Regions from separate parts of the Mus musculus genome. Here regions 1 and 3 are each linked to region 2. A link is a contact called in ENCODE Hi-C or POLR2A ChIA-PET data. All regions are on one chromosome and are shown on one strand. Each heading gives the region's core, a stretch centred on a gene start or an enhancer-like site at or near the end of the contact. The rest is flanking DNA. Distances are from core to core; before and after follow the strand shown.

Evidence for each region. Hi-C counts contacts between places; a loop is a spot of excess contacts on that map. ChIA-PET counts read pairs that join two places held with the same protein, here RNA polymerase II (POLR2A).
Region 1: POLR2A ChIA-PET joins it to region 2 with 10 read pairs in Patski. The contact joins the promoter of Birc5 here to the promoter of Socs3 in region 2. POLR2A ChIA-PET finds 5 or more read pairs at or near these places in 3 of 5 experiments (Patski and embryonic stem cell).
Region 3: a map of Patski shows a loop between it and region 2 (2.4-fold over the local background). The contact joins the enhancer-like site here to the promoter of Socs3 in region 2. A Hi-C loop is called at or near these places in 1 of 37 maps with a recorded cell type or tissue (Patski). POLR2A ChIA-PET finds 5 or more read pairs at or near these places in 4 of 5 experiments (Patski and embryonic stem cell).

What each region holds. Positions count from the first base shown.
Region 1 is chr11:117,846,580-117,850,523 of GRCm38, reverse strand. Birc5 (baculoviral IAP repeat-containing 5) reads right to left here and starts at 1,287. Exons shown (of 4, transcript NM_009689.2): 1 at 1,063-1,287; 2 at 661-770. The coding sequence starts at 1,173.
Region 2 is chr11:117,967,902-117,971,476 of GRCm38, reverse strand. Socs3 (suppressor of cytokine signaling 3) reads left to right here and starts at 2,111. Exons shown (of 2, transcript NM_007707.3): 1 at 2,111-2,602; 2 at 3,159-3,575. The coding sequence starts at 3,247.
Region 3 is chr11:117,888,652-117,892,197 of GRCm38, reverse strand. The region is part of intron 2 of Gm11725 (a long non-coding RNA gene); the gene reads right to left. Among named protein-coding and RNA genes, the nearest start is that of Tha1, 17 kb to the right of the region's middle. Within about 2 kb of position 1,449, at least 2 of the 3 ENCODE cell types and tissues checked have a DNase peak (open chromatin) inside an H3K27ac peak, as active enhancers do.

The DNA of each region.
Region 1 (3,944 bases), core at 38-2,537, 120 kb after region 2:
ATGCTGGGAGAGCCTGGAGTCCAGGTCTGCTTTGATATGTAGAATAAGCACCTCAGTTCCTACTCCTGGGGTCTGAAACCAAACAGGGGCCACTGAAATGGCCCAGGTGAGGATGCTTGCTGCCAAACCTGCTCACCTGAGCTCAATTCCAGGGACCAACACAATAAGAGAGAAGTTATCCCCCCAAGCTGTCTTGACACCAACATCCACCATGACACCCACATCCAAACATACACAAATAGAAATATAAATTAAGTAATAATAACATATTTAAAAATTTGGTTGGGCAGTGGTGCTGCACGCCTTTAATCCCAGCACTTGGGAGGCAGAGGCAGGCGGATTTCTGAGTTCGAGGCCAGCCTGGTCTACAGAGTGAGTTCCAGGACAGCCAAGGCTGCACAGACAAACCCTGTTTTAAAACAAAAACAAAACACAACAAAAAAACCTCAGGCAAAACCATGCATGTTGGCAACACTCAGGAAACCAAGGCAGAAATTGAGAATTCAAGACTAGTCTGAGCTGTATAACTGGAACACTTGAGCAAGAAGCATGCTCTTCTACTAAATACAAATGGTTTGTCCCAACTCCAGTTCAACCCAAAAGGCTCTCAATGGAAGGGGAACACCAGGAAACCCACCGAGAGTAGCCTGTGGGACTTACATCGGGTTGTCATCGGGTTCCCAGCCTTCCAATTCCTTAAAGCAGAAAAAACACTGGGCCAAATCAGGCTCGTTCTCGGTAGGGCAGTGGATGAAGCCAGCCTCCGCCATCTGAAAATGACAGCTCGTGAGCGGGATCAACAGTCTGACCTTATCCCATGATTCCCAGAGATCGTTCCGGGCCGAGAACTGAGGACAGTGGGAAGAGGCCCGGAGGCTAACAGTGGTTCAGGCAGAGGGTGGGGAGAGCGGGGGGGGGGGGTGGCCTCGTGGAGGACAGAGCAGAGCAAAGCAGCCTGGCTAACAGTACGAAGCGAGGGTGGGGATAGCGGGTTCTGATCCCGGGTCACACAACTAAGGCACCGTCGGGCCCAGGGTGGAGTCGCTGGAAGCTGGGACTCACTCGCTCTGGGGTGCAGGCGCAGTCCTCCAGGAAGGGCCAGTTCTTGAAGGTGGCGATGCGGTAGTTCTTGAGGTACAGCTGCCAGATCTGGGGCAGCGCCGGAGCTCCCATGATGGCGTCACCACAACCTCCGCCAAGACGACTCAAACGCAGGATTCAAATCGCGCGGGCGGAGGCGCGCCGCAGAGCATGCCGGGAGAGCCCCGGCCCCACGCCCTCGCCCGCTGCCTTCTGGGAGTGGACGGCGCGAGGCGAGCCGGGAAAGTCCCGCCCCACGCCCATCTGCGCCTGGCCTTGTGGGCGTGGCGGGCGCAGGGCATGCTGGGAGTTGTACCTTCTGCTGCGGTTCCTTCTTGCTATTCTGACTCGAATCTTCCGCAGCTGCTCCCCAGAGGACACGGAGGGTGGCCGAGGGCGGTGGACGGGCCTGGGGCACCTCTTTAAAGCATGTCCGCTGCAAGTCCCATGTGCTCTGCAGGTTCTTCCTGCCTCAAGGTTTGCAGGATTTGGCCAGCTAGATATCGGAATGGAAGTGCCTCGGACCCACCCACAGGCTGGTGGAGGGGCGCCCTTAGGAAGACAGGAGACCCTCCTCCCTGCAGCAGCCGCCATCCTTCCTATAGACACCCTGGGATGGAGGCGGGGTCTGTATGTCCCAGCGCTGGAAAAGAAAGTCAATGGGTGTCTATTTCTGAGACCATCGGCCTGGCTCAGACCAAAGGGAAGCAGCCATACACCGCAAGAGAGTCCAGGAGCAGAAGAAAAATACTGCTTCCTGGGTGTGACTGTTGGCTGCTGAGCCTGCCTTGCTGCGGGCCCGTTTTCAGTGTCTCTGTTCCTGTCGGGCGGCCTGTGGTTGCAGTGGCTTCTAAAGAGCTTCACACTGCAGACAGCAGGCTGGGCATGCCCCGAACACAGCCCAGGTTGGCGTTGCAAACGAGTGCCCTGATAATTCGGTTTCCTTTTCAATAAATCTCAGTAGGCTTCCTGCCAGTGGGCCTCCAATGAGCTCCAGGCCACCTCACAGATTGTGAGGAAGAACAGATCATACCACATAGGCAGCTGGAACAAGAGGGGTTTTGTCACGTCCCGAAGAAACATGGATCAAGTATCAATTCCTGTGGCTCCCCCCAGCTCTTCTCACCCTGCCCCTATCCTAAACCTCACCAGTCCAGCGTTTGAGCTTCTCTTCCCTGTATAGACCAGCCATTTCTACAGCTTGCTCCCTTGGTCTGAAACTTTCCACTTCTCTCTTGGTCCTCTTCCCTCTCTCATCTCTTCCTCTCCTCTCTCATGGCCCGGTTCAGATAGGACTCTTCCCTGTAGTGAGAATTTGAGTTTCTCTAAAAGCCCAGTTATGTTTTATGAATGTGTTTTTGTTTTAATCCCAGGTGTGGAGTAAGAGGTGGCTTCCCAGCAAATAATTAGGGTTTGCCTTGCGCAAGGGTGTGATTTTTGCCAACTTCAGGAGAGCGTTTATTGTTTGGAATTCTGGGAAGTCTTTAGAGGGTATAAATGCCTTGAGCCCTGAGAGAGACAGGGGTGCTCTGAAGAGGCTGCTCCTCCCCCTGCTGTTCCCCGTGCTCCCACTGCTTGCTGCTGCTCCTGCTCCCCGACCCTGCTGCTGCTCCACCTGCTGCTCCTGGTTACTGTTGTTGCAGTTTGTCAAATATTCATAAGCAGAGACAAGAAGTTGGATATTCTAATGATGAAGAAGACTGGACAGGCCCCAAGGAGCCCAGTATCCCAAATCAACAGGAAGTAGCCTAAAGAGGTCTACGCCCCTTCCCCTCTAACCTCCTTTCTTTCCTAGCATTGGGAGGTTGGAAGGGAAGCAGAAGTGTGGTAGCGCAAAAACCAAGCAACACTCCCTAGTGCTACAATAATAGGTCGTCGTTACCGTGCCCAACTGGAGTCAAAAACAAAAGGAAAAAACCCTAGTCAGGGTCTAGTGTGGCCCAGGCTAGCCTTGAATTCATAAAACAACTTCTGATCCTCCTGCCTTCATCTCCCAAATGCTGGGATTATAGGCACACACCACCATGCCTGATTTAAACACAGGGCCTCATGCATGCTAGGTCAGCACTCTGCCAAAGAGCTATCGTTCCAGCCCAGCTCAAAAGTGTGTACTTGTATGTGGGATTTGTTTCGGGGTGGGGGGGTGGGTGTATGTACATATATGTAAGTGCACACACTTCTAAACATGCATGTGGAGTCCAGAGTACATTGGGTGTTAGACTCTAACACTCTCTACCCTATTCCCTTGAGACACAGTTTCTCACTGGCTACCAGAAACTCCACTGGTCCTCCTGCCTCTGCCCCTCACAGTGCTGGGTTTACAGATACACAGTGGCCATGCCTGGCCTTTAAGACTGGTGCTAGGGATTCAAACTCCGGTAAGAACACAGTAAGTGCTCATACTCACTGAGCCATCTCCCCAGCCCTAAGTCAAAAAACATTTTTTAAAGATTTATTTATTTATGTATACAGCGTTCTGCCTGAATGTATGTCTATAGGCCAGAAGAGGGCAGCAGATCTGATTACAGATGGTTATGAACTCAGGACCTCTGGAAGAGCAGCCAGTGCTCTTAACCTCTGAGCCATGTCTCTTGCAGTTACTAATTAATCCTACTGAAATCGACCTGGCACCAGTGGTAGTTCCTTGCTACCCGCCCCAATGTTCTGGGCTCAATGGTTGGGCCACTCCCAACCACGTGGCTAACACACCCCCCTCTGATATTCCTCAGTTATTACTCTATTCCATCTTTGTTGCCCTAGACCTGGGTGGGGGCTGGGGGTGAGGCCTGTCTTCCCCGGTTGTCACATGGAGGCTGTCTCTCTATCCTGCATTTCCTTTTATTTTAAAGATTTACTTATTTATT
Region 2 (3,575 bases), core at 862-3,361:
GTGTGTGTGTATGGGGGGTGCACATGAGTACAGATTCCCTTGGAGGCCTGGGGTGGCTTAGGACTGGGGTTACAACAGTTGTGACCCATCCTACATAGGTCCTGGCACCAACACCCCCCCCCCCCCCCCCCGTCTTCCAGAAGTGCAGCAGGTGTTCTTAACTGCTGAGCCAGCAATCCAGCCCCTGACTTCCCTCTCTTACTTAAGAAGCTATCACAGTGTCTCACTGGGTCACAATCATGACTAGTCCTTGCTCATGGCCCACAGCCTCTTCCCCACTGTGGGTTTTGCCCCGCAGCTCTGCCGCCCCAGCGCTGCACCCGAGGCCTGACAGAGCCAGGCACGAAGTCAGGGTTTGTGGAATGGATGAATGAACTTGACTCGTGGCAGAGCATTGTAATTTACAAAGCACTTTCCCATCCATTAACTCCAGGGCTATTTCCTAAGAGTCCTCCCTGTCCTCCACTGCCCTCGGCTCAGAAGCATACGGTCAAGGCAGTGGCTGGGGAACACTCCCTGAATGAGATCAAGGAGGGCTTGTTCACAGAGAAAGGGAGAATCCATTTGGGGAGCCTGAGAGTGACTCGAAGGCAAGGACTGGGCCTCACCTGTGGGATCTCCATCTGTGAGCATCTGCTCATCAGACCAGTGTGAGATATTTTAAATAAGGCCCCTAAGCCTCTTGACTACTGGAATTGCCAGGGGCGGGGGACAGATGGGCACCCATCCCTATTTAACAGATAACAAGACTGAGTCCAGAGAGGCAGTGCACCTGCCCTGGTCTCTCTTAGTTCCTCAGCATCAGTGGAGCAGATTGGACACAGTGGGCCAGAAGGGAAGCAGGCAGCCCTCCCTCCTAGCCCAAGCTACTCTGTGTAGTCAGTTTGCCCTCCTACTGGTGTTACAAGAAGCCTGTGGTATCCAAGAGGGCAGGTCAGAAAGCCCACTGAGAGCAGACACTGTGTGTCACTTAGCTGGTTCTCAGGTGGCTGCCACTTCCTGCTGCCTGTTGCAAAACTCGACACTAGGCCTTTATAGATACTCACGTGACCAGGAGTAAACAACCTTTCACCTCAATCACCTGCTCTTATCAATACTCCCTCTCCACCCCACCATCGGGAAAGTTCAGACACCTTAAAACGTAGAGGCAAGAGAGGGTCCATTCTGACACCTCAGCGACTTTCAGGCAGTGGCTGAACCCGTTACAACGCTCTGTGGACAGTCCTCCTAGTCGACATTCCTTCTCAGGTTTGACCCTGTCCTGGGAAGTGAGGCTTCTCTCTCTGGGTTCCCCACTCCTGTTCTTGAATAAGGAGCCCCACAACCTCTTATTCTCTCTATACAGAGCCTGGGAAACAGCAAAACTCGGCTCGCCTACAAGACTCCAGCGCGCCCTCTGGTGGACTCGGGGGACGAGCATGGGATGAGGGTTTCTTTCCTCTAGCTCCCCCACCGCGCCGAGAGTACCTGGGCGGACCCACAGTTCGCCACGCAGGTTGGGAGGCCCAGATGAGTGATAAGGTAGTAGTTAGCTGCTCCTCCCACCCCACTCCCCAAAGGACATCAGCACCCACGTCTGTCACCGAAGAACCAGGCAATGGGCGGATGAGCTGAGGCCAGGTAGCTGCTTCTAAGTCAGTGTCTCCTCCACTTCTGGATCTCACAGCTTCATCTTTTGGACCTGTCTACAGGTAAATGTCGCGCATCCCCCTCCTCCACTTCCTAGGTCCCCAGTGGGCTGGTGGCTGAATGGTCCTACGTCCCTTTTGGTTGGCACGGGATGCTTGGAACTGTACATGAGGACCTCGGAGTGGCCTGGGTGCAGAGGGAGGGGAGCGTCCCCGCGGGGATCAAAAGAAAGGGAAGGGGTGCCAGGAGGGAGCCTCTCCCGGCTGGCCTCCTAGAACTGCCCGCGCGCTCCCATCGCGACGCCCCCGCCTCTGCCAGAAACCAGCCTTCTTAGAAGGGAGGGGGGGGAAAGTGTGAATGAGAAGTTGGGGGCGGAGCGCGCGGGGGAGGGGCCGCTGCCAGGAACGCTCGGCCAAGGCTGGCGCCGCGCCCGCCGGTCGGGCAGCCTCGCGCCGCGCTTTGTCTCCCTCTCGGTGAGTCTCGGCGGGTCCTGGAGGCCCCAGCTCCAAGCCCGCCCTCCGCGGCCCCTCCCTCGCCCTCCGCGCACAGCCTTTCAGTGCAGAGTAGTGACTAAACATTACAAGAAGACCGGCCGGGCAGTTCCAGGAATCGGGGGGCGGGGCGTACTGGCCGGGTAAATACCCGCGCGCGCGGCCTCCGAGGCGGCTCTAACTCTGACTCTACACTCGCCTGCTCTTACGACCGCTGTCTCTCCGGGCTCCCGGACGCCCCCTTCCCGGCCCAGCTCTCCGTCGAGGTCCCTCGCCCAGGTCCTTTGCCTGATTCGCCCAGGAGTGCGCCTCATCGGCCCGGGGAGCAGCGAAGCCAGAGGGGGCGCACGCACGGGGAGCCCCTTTGTAGACTTCACGGCTGCCAACATCTGGGCGCAGCGCGAGCCACTGCTGGCCGCCGCCTCGCCTCGGGGACCATAGGAGGCGCAGCCCCAAGGCCGGAGATTTCGCTTCGGGACTAGGTAGGAAGGAGGGGCGCGGTGTGGGGAAGGGTGGGGGCCTCGGTCCAGCTCGGGAGCTTTTCCCGGTTTCTCCTCCCCTTCCCGGGTCATTCCCGGTAGGGAGGGGACGAGGTAGGGGGCAGAGCGGATGAGAACCGAAGATCCCTGATTCCCGTCATACTCAGACTGGGGCCCTCGGGTTTCTCCTGTCCCCTCTCTCACATATCTCGGGTTTGGCACCCCCCTTTTTTCGCCCTCGCCACTGAGGACACCGGACTGAGAGGCGCCCTGAGCGTCCCTAGGGCTCTTGTGTCTCTCCCCATCCTGGCCGCGCTCCTGGAGACCCAACTTCCACGCGCGAGTTTTCTCTGGGCGTCCTCCTAGGGCGGGCAGGGGAAGAGACTGTCTGGGGTTGGCCGGCAGTGACCGAGGACAGTCGAGTTCCGCGAGGTGGCTGGGCCTGAGACACGGTCTAAAGCGGGGCAAAGGGGTGCCCCGGGCGCTAGGCGGAGGCTGGAGGGCCGGGCACGCTGGAGGGTTCCGGGCACTCACGCGCCTCACGCTTTGCTCTCTGCAGCTCCCCGGGATGCGGTAGCGGCCGCTGTGCGGAGGCCGCGAAGCAGCTGCAGCCACCGCCGCGCAGATCCACGCTGGCTCCGTGCGCCATGGTCACCCACAGCAAGTTTCCCGCCGCCGGGATGAGCCGCCCCCTGGACACCAGCCTGCGCCTCAAGACCTTCAGCTCCAAAAGCGAGTACCAGCTGGTGGTGAACGCCGTGCGCAAGCTGCAGGAGAGCGGATTCTACTGGAGCGCCGTGACCGGCGGCGAGGCGAACCTGCTGCTCAGCGCCGAGCCCGCGGGCACCTTTCTTATCCGCGACAGCTCGGACCAGCGCCACTTCTTCACGTTGAGCGTCAAGACCCAGTCGGGGACCAAGAACCTACGCATCCAGTGTGAGGGGGGCAGCTTTTCGCTGCAGAGTGACCCCCGAAG
Region 3 (3,546 bases), core at 200-2,699, 79 kb after region 2:
ACAACTCTTCCTCGACTCTTGTCTTCCTGAGGCTACCAACAGTCTTCAGGTTCTAGGTGCTCAGCTTCAGAAACCTTGGGGAAGACAGGCTTCTCTTTCTCAGAGCCATTTGTGGTTTCTGAAGCTGGAGACAATCCCAGTTATCACACAGGTGTGTGTGTGTGTGTGTGCACGCGCGCACACGCGCGCGAGGGGCTGCGGGGTCGGGAGGTGGGGAGCGGCGGGATGATAAGCAATATAGAGGTGAGTAGGCACGGGTTCAAGTCTTCCTGTTTACCAACTTGGTGGCTCAGCCAAGGCAGATGTCAACTATAAGTATACACGCAATAACTCATCACAAAGGACTTTGGAGACAGTTAGAGATGGTGTGTGGAGTGTCTGCAGCTGGGGCAGCGGAAGAGAGAGGAGGAAAACCATACAGACCCACAAATCCAGAGGAAGTAACCACAGGTCTACCCGGCCCCCCACTTCTGCAAGTGCTGCCAATGACTGAACCCACGAGAGGACAGCTCACGAAGCCCTGGGGGAGCTTCTTTCAGCACAGGGCGAGGAGGGCTGTGGAAGCACCAGAAGTGTCTGCTAGATGCCAGCGCCTGGCTGGACCCTGGAAGCACAAGGCCTCTCTTCTGCAGGTGGCCTAACAAGTTGTCAGAATGGTATGAAATCTCTTCCTGGGAGACAAGCTCCCCTCTGGCTGACACCAGGCCTCAGCCCTTTCTGTCTCCTGTGGAGATTCCAGTTTCTCAGGGGTTCATTCTCTTAGAGTCTAGTAGCCAAAGGGAGGTGCCTAAGAGTCTTCTCAGAGTATCTTTCCTCCTGCCAGGACCATGACAGTCCTAGCTCCCTGATGGACAACAGCTAAGTCCCTGTGCTCCTAAGGTGACACCTGCCATCTCCTCCCGGTCCCCTAACTTCATATCTAGCCACCTGGTTCCACAGCCTTCTCCCTACAGCTATCTCAGAGCTGCCACAGCCTGTCTGTCTGGAGCACGGCCCCACTGGACCTCCTTCGGCACCAGCTGTTTCCAACCCTGCAGCCTGAGACTCTCAGCAAGTTCTTCCTGGACCCAGTAACTGCAGCAGCTGGAGAATCTAGGGCTGACTCCTGAGCCCTCAGACGCTCCACCTGGAACTGTCCCCCAGTGGCTGAGTCGGTATTTCACCACAAGACATCAGTAGTGACATTCCATGGTCCTGGTAGACCCCTCACCCTGTGGGTCTTCTGACTGGATCAAGGGGGCTAAGATCCACTCAGTCATTCAGCCAGTCCTTAAGGAAGCCAGGGGCTGCCCAGAGTCCCTACAGAGTAGAACATTCTTCCAGTGCTGACTCTGCGGCCAGGATCTATGTAAAGCTGCTGCAAGAATGAAATCAGCAAACCGGTCAGCGCTGACCTAGCTGAGAACCCGCCAGCAGGGAGCAGAGGCCATCCGACAGGGAGCCACCACGGCTACTTCTCAGTCCAGGCTATCAGTGCCACCTCCTGGCAAGCCAGCCAGGCGCCACCCCAGCACGGTCCTGCCCTCCTCATCCACCCCAACTGTGTCCAACTGCAGGGCTGTTTACACTCTGACCCCCGCTAGGAGGGCAGGAATGCTTGCTAGATTTCCAGTTTCTCCCTTCTTCCCAGAAAAGGGCTGGGACTGGGGTGGGGGTGGGGGTGGGGGCTGGAGGTAGGTTGGACAGCTGGAGCCCAGTGACAGCCCAGCAGGTCCCAAGCTAGGTATGAGCTGAGGGTAAGAACCTGCCCCCAGCCTGTCTCTGGACTTGACCCTAACATTCTAGGAAAGTGCTCCCAACGCGCTGCACAGCCCTTCATTTCTCCTGTGGGAGAAACCCCTGCTCACTTGTGGCATAGATAGTACTGCCTTCAAAACCAGAAGCAGGGCGTGGAGGTATAGACTAAGCAGGGCTCAGCGTGCTTGGCCCCTTCCTGGAGGAGGGGGCAGGACAGACAAGAGGGTCAGGTCCCTGCCAAGCTGAGCAGCTGACCCCAGAGGGAGCAGAATGTGGCTGAAATGTCCGATTGTTGCCCGAGTCGGGCCCACACAGGCGGCCAGCCTTCCCTTTATCATCCACGGCAAGCATTTACAGTCAATAAGCAGCCTAATTAATTCCCTTCAAAGACCTCTCAATTACTCACCGGCTACAGAGAACAATTAGAGCTTGCAGCAGAGAGCAGCAAGCAGCTCACAGTGGAAGTGAGGCCCGCCAGAGCCGCAGATGGACCCCCCTGGGCCTGCAGCCTCAGTGTCCCCATGGGGCCCCTTCCCTAACAGAGGCCTGGCCACGGGTCCCTGGGGCCAGCAAGGTGGTGTCATTCAAGAAGCACCATCTTCCTCCTCAGATGGGTAAACAGTTGATCTCCTCACTTCTCAAGGCAGGACACTGAAGCGGGGGCTGCTGGGACCTCTGGGGTACCACAGCCCACAAGAACGCCAAATCCAGGCTGTAGGGACCTTTCAGCCTCCAGAAAAACAATTTGTGCCTGCGGGACAAGGGAGAAAGTCAGACAGGGCTGCCGCTCAGGCTAAGCTAGACAGAATCCACTGTCCCCGCATACAACTGGGTCCCTCCAGAGGTTGGAGCATGGATGCCAGTGGGTCTCCCCTGCCCCCCGCAAGGCAAGGCCTCCCAGAGGCCCAGGGGGCTTGGCTAAGTTTGGCTTCTTTGCTCCAAGTTCCAGACTAGCTCAAGTCGCTGGCCAGGATCATTTCCCTGCCCACCTTCACTCCTACCCACGGTCCCCATTACTGGCTCCCGATTTCCTTTCTCCGCCCCCCCCTCCCAAACAACAGTCCCCCGGCATATGCAGGGTTAACTCCCAGCTGCTCCCGGCTGCCACGAGGGGGGGTGGGGGCCCGCAGGCGTGCCTGTCGGGAAGTATGGATCTCGGCAGTGGTTTTACTGGAAAAGCTGTAGCTGAAGGTGGGAGGGGGTCACCATGGCAACTTCTGGCTGTGGGAACAGGTTGGCTGGTGGGAACCAATTCTTCCAGGGGCCCAAGGGGGCCCGGGCGGTCCTGGCCACCCCAGGGGATCCTACCCGTCCCCCCTTCCCTGTAGCTCAGGGAGGCAAGGAGGCCCTCCCTAACCTGGCACCACCGGTCTTCCCGCCTCCCTCCAGCAATATCTCCCCGGGGCCTGCCCGAGACTCGGCCTCCCGCCCCCATCTGAGAGCCCTACACCCCAGCTGCTAATCGATGCACCAATTACCAGGCCCGAAGGCCCCCCGCCGGGAGCCGCAGGGAATCTCCCTCTCCGCTCACAGGCTGCAGGAATGGGGAGTGGATGCTTAATTTCAGGGAAGAATTCTGCCTTGACCCCCACACACCGGTCTCAGAGGCCAGGGGGACCATGGCAGAAGCTCGCCCCACTCGGATCCTAGTGATGGAAACTCGGGCTAGATCACCGATTGCCAGTGCTTTCCACCCGACACATCACAAACGAAAGCCCCATGATGAGTGTGAGCAGGGACAGGTGTCCCCAGGGGCAGCTCCCAGTCCCGCCCTGCCCTGCTCGAGCTCACTCCTGTGGGTTTATGGGT